Regions from separate parts of the Homo sapiens genome. Here region 1 is linked to region 2. Evidence: read pairs that join two places in POLR2A ChIA-PET (ENCODE). Cell type or tissue: GM12878. All regions are shown on one strand.

What was found. Peaks named below come from ENCODE experiments on the same cell type or tissue, not always from the same donor. Only the 100,000 strongest peaks of a DNase experiment are listed, where the experiment ranks them.
Region 1: POLR2A ChIA-PET joins it to region 2 with 6 read pairs; 2 of 35 experiments call an interaction of 5 or more read pairs at or near these places.

What each region holds. Positions count from the first base shown.
Region 1 is chr10:24,886,475-24,888,974 of GRCh38, reverse strand. The region is part of intron 3 of PRTFDC1 (phosphoribosyl transferase domain containing 1); the gene reads left to right. Among named protein-coding and RNA genes, the nearest start is that of PRTFDC1, 65 kb to the left of the region's middle. RefSeq lists an enhancer at 1,137-1,346. In GM12878, no CTCF peak of the experiment used is centred here; a DNase peak (open chromatin) is centred at 1,204; H3K4me3 peaks cover 437 bases; H3K27ac peaks cover 1,100 bases.
Region 2 is chr10:24,651,438-24,653,937 of GRCh38, reverse strand. All of the region lies in intron 4 of ARHGAP21 (Rho GTPase activating protein 21), which reads left to right. Among named protein-coding and RNA genes, the nearest start is that of ARHGAP21, 71 kb to the left of the region's middle. In GM12878, no CTCF peak of the experiment used is centred here; DNase peaks (open chromatin) are centred at 738, 1,137 and 1,307; H3K4me3 peaks cover 1,448 bases; H3K27ac peaks cover 1,793 bases.

The DNA.
Region 1 (2,500 bases), 240 kb before region 2:
ATTTTCCAGATGAAGTAAATGAGAAATCAAATGAGTTTGCCACAGTTTCCCAGAAAGTAACTGGTTAAGTCAATTATTCCAGCTGATCATAATAATTTCTTTTTCCACATTGCATCTGGAAACCATTGCCTGCTTTTAAGTTTTGCTGTGTTGAGTTATGTAGAGATACCACCACATTATTGATGTATATTATATATTATGTTACTTTATGGCTTACCAAGACCTAAGGGTACATTGATACCTTTTCTTTCTAAGCCCTATCTGACTTTGGTCAGTGATTTGTATAGAAAATGTGAACCCAGTAAATAACATTCTAGTGTTTTTCTGTAAACACTAACAAATTTTAGCTACATGAATGACAGCTACTCATAGAATTAAAAGGCAGCAAAGCTTGGGAGAGTGGAAAACGTATTGGAATAAAAGCTAAGACACTCGGTGCCAGGTCTGGTTTTGTCCTTAATTCACTCCCATGTCCGCTCCCTTCCCTTTTACAGATAATACAAGAGGCAAATTCAATCCAATAGACATTTTATCAAGGGCCTATTGGGTAAAGCACTTTACATATGACATTTAAATTAAACCTCACAACAACCCAAACGGGTAGGTGTCACTGAACTCATTTTCTAGAAGAGAAGACTAGCATCAGGGAGCTTAAGACAGGGGCAGGGCAGGGTCTGAGCCACTCTTTGAGTCCTACACCATGTTCCTTTCTATGTCCAAGGCCCTGTTCAGTACTAAGGAATCTTTAAGGAGATAGGTGTAAAGTCCCTATCCTCGAGCTGCTTTCAAAACAGCAGAAGTGGGCCTGGTGCAGAGGCTCATGCCTGTAATCCCAGCATTTTGGGAGGCCAAGGCATGAGGACCACTTGAGCCCAGAAGTTTGTGACCAACCTGGATGACACAGCAAGACCCTGTCTCTATAGAGATACAAAAATTAGTCATTCCCAGTAACTCAGGAGGCTGAAGCAGGAGGATTGCTTGAGCCCGAGAGTTTGAGACCAGCCTAAGCAATATAGTGAGACCCTGTCTCTACAAAAACTACAAAAATTTAAAATTTAAAAACACAGAAGTGAACAGATGCATATGCAGTGAACAAGGGGTAGCTAATATAACAAGGAAGTAACCAGTGCTGCCTGAACGGGTGCTACATGCAAAGGAAGTGGGTTGGCTGGAGAGATCACTTCTGGCCTACAGTTGTGGTGGGGTGAGGTTCAGGTGATAGTTTATAATGAAAGTGGAACTTAATTTGGATATCTAAGCATGATTATGATTTTGACAGGCAGAGATGTGACAGAGAGCCATGCTGGATAGAGGGTATATTAGTCCGTTCTCATTCTGCTATAAGGACACACCGAGACTGGGTAATTCATAAAGGAAAGAGGTTTGACTCACAGTTCTGCAGGGCTGGGGAGGCCTCAGGAAACTTGCAGTCATGGCAGAAGGGGAAGCGAACACATCCTTCTTCACATGGTGGCAGCAAGGAGAAGTGCAGAGCGAAGGGAGAGGGGGGAAGCCCTTATAAAACCATCAGATCTCGTGAGAACTCACTATGATGAGAACAACATGGAGGTTGTTCTCCATGATAATTGAATCACCATGATTCTCCACCAGGTCCCTCCCATGACACGTGGGGATTATGAGAACTACAGTTTAAGATGAGATTTGAGTGGGGACATGGCCAAACCCTATTAGAAGGAGTATTAACGGCCGGGCGCGGTGGCTCACGCCTGTAATCCCAGCACTTTGGGAGGCCGAGGCGGGTGGATCATGAGGTCAGGAGATCGAGACCATCCTGGCTAACAAGGTGAAACCCCGTCTCTACTAAAAATACAAAAAATTAGCCGGGCGCGGTGGCGGGCGCCTGTAGTCCCAGCTACTCGGGAGGCTGAGGCAGGAGAATGGCGTGAACCCGGGAAGCGGAGCTTGCAGTGAGCCGAGATTGCGCCACTGCAGTCCGCAGTCCGACCTGGGCGACAGAGCGAGACTCCGTCTCAAAAAAAAAAAAAAAAAAAAAAAAAGAAGGAGTATTAACAAGATACAAAGATGTAAAATACAAAGATGGTAAAATGCAGGATACGCACTAGATTTAGCCCACAAGTTGATGTGTGTGGAACATAGACCCTGGCTACTCAAAGGGTGGCCTGTGGACCTGCAGCACCCCCATCACCTGGGAGCTGGTTAGAAATGTGTAAAAAATTAGCTGGGCATGGTGGCACGCACCTGCAATCCCAGTTACTCTGGAGACTGAGGCAGGAGGATCTCTTGAGCCCAGGAATTCGAAGCTGCAGTGAGCTATGATAGCACCGTTGCACTCCAGCTTGGGCAACATAATGAGACCCCGAATGTAAGGGGGTAAAAAAAGAAAGAAACACAGACTCTTAGGCCCCACCCCACACATACAGAATCACAATCTGCACAAGTGATCCATGCACAGTGGAACACACTAGAGTGCAGGTCACACTGAAAGGCAGATTGTGATCAGGCCAATACGGAAGCTGCC
Region 2 (2,500 bases):
GTCTTTTCACCTTCTTTTTTTTCACTTTCTTAGTAATGTCCTTTGCTGCACAAAAGTTTTTAATTTTGATAAAATATAATTTATCTACTTTTTATTATTTTGCTCATGCTCTTGTTGTTAAAAACATTTTGATGAGTGGAAGAAATCAAGCACAAAAGAGTACTATCTGATTCCATTTATATGAAATCCTAGGAAAGAGTAATCTAAACAGGTCTGTGAGTTGGCATGGTGGTTTGCACCTGTAGACCTGGTTACTGGGAAGGCTGAGGACAGAAAGATTGCTTGAACCCAGGAATTCAAGGCCATCTTGGGCAGCATAGCAAATAGTGAGACCTTGTCTCTTTTTTTTTAATTTTTTTTTTTTTGAGACAGAGTCTCTCTCTGTCGCCCAGGCTGGAGTACAGTGGCGCGATCTCAGCTCACTGCAAGCTCCGCTTCCCGGGTTCACACCATTCTGCCTCAGCCTCCCAAGTAGCTGGGACTATAGGCGCCCGCCACCACGCCTGGCTAATTTTTTTTGTATTTTTAGTAGAGACGGGGTTTCACCGTGTTAGCCAGGATGGTCTCGATTTCCTGACCTCATGATCCACCCGCCTTGGCCTCCCAAAGTGCTGGGATTACAGGCGTGAGCCACTGCGCCTGGCCAAGACCTTGTCTCTTAAACAAAACAAAACAAAATCCTCTTCTAAACAGGTCTGTGGTTTCCTGAATTGACTGGGAAAGGGTACCAGGGAACTTGTTAGCATAATAGAAATGTTCCATATCATGGTTATGGTAGTGGTTACATGGGTGTATGCAGTTGTCTAAACTTATTGAACCCTGCACTTAAAATGGGTATTTTTTATCTTATGTATGTTATACCTCAATAAAGCTGATGTTTGTAAAAAGAATATGTACAACCTATCCAATCTACTGTTAATTGACATTGAATTTTTTTCAGTGTTTAGCTACTTCAAACAATGCAGCTATGAGTATTCTTGTATGTGTACTTTTGTACACATTTGTACTCATTTCTAGAGGGTATGTATATCTAGGCATTGCTGGGTCATGGGTATGCATATGATTACATTTAGTAGATGCCGCTAAACAGTTTTCTGAGGGGACCGTACCCATTTACACACTCAGCAACAGTGTATGAGAGTTCCGCTTGCTCTGTATCCTCACTGACACTTGCTGTTGTCAGTCTTTGTAATTTTAATCATCCTAGTGGATGTACAGTGGTGTGGACTATGGCTTTAATTTGGATTTCCTGAAGACTAATGAGGTTGATTACCTTTTATTTGGATTTTACCTGTCAGTTCTTTTTTTATTATTAACTTGTAGGCATTCTTTAAATATTGTGGATGAGGACTTTGTTAGTGATATACTATTAGCAGGTAATTCAACCTGTGACTTGCCTTTCAGTTTCGTATTAGTAATTTCTATAAAGGGAAGTTTCTAATTTTAATGTCCTCTGAATGATCAGTCTTTCCTTTTGTGGTTAATAGTTTATGAGTTCTAGGTAAGAATTTTTTTCTACTCCATGGTCATGCAGATATCCTCCTGTGTCATCTTCAAGATGCGTTATTCACAATTAAGCCTAAAGTCCACCTGAAATTGATTATTTTTGCATATGATATGAGGTCAAGATGAATTTTTTTCCTATGTAGATATTTATTTGGCCCCACACTATTTTGTGGAAAGTCCATACTTTCTCTAGAGCTCTGTAATACCACCTTGATCATAAATTGTATGTGTGTAGATCTGTTTCTAGACTTGCTTCTGTTCCAGGGATTGACCCATGGCTCATTTTTGTACAGCCTCCAAGCTAAGAATAGATCTGTATTTTTATAGGGTTGTTAAAAAAAGAAGAATATGCGACGGAGATTGCATGTGTCCCAGAAAGCCTAAAATATTTACTGTCTGGCTCTTTACAGAAAAAGTTTGCCAACCTTTGTTCTATTCCATTGATCACTTTCTTTGCACCAAAACAACACTATTTTAATTAATGTGGCTTTATAATAAGTGCTGCTATTGGGTAGAATGTCTTCTTAGAATCAAATTTTCAGTTTCTATACCCACATGAAAAAAATTCTGTTGGAATTTTGATTTGTTTTATATTGTTTATAATACTGGAATATTTGAAATATGGAATCTTTTGATCTATGAATCTGGTGTATCTCTCTCATGAATGAGTGTTAAAATGGTCTGCATCTTTTGGGATAATCCTTGGATTTTTCTTCCTTAATCACTTAATGTAGTAGATCATGTTGATAAAGTTTTCAAATATGAAACCAGCCCTGCATTACTGGACTAAACCAAACTTGTCCACAGTGTGTGATGCTTTTTATATATCACCAGATTTGGTTTTCTGTTTTATTTAGAATTTTTGCATCTCTGCTCAAGGATTGCCTTCACCTAAAGTCAGGCCTTGATCTGATAATTGGTGTTGAGTAGCAGACATCAAGATGGAAGCATAAACTAAACCAGGATGAGATATGCAGAAGGCTTATTGGGGGCA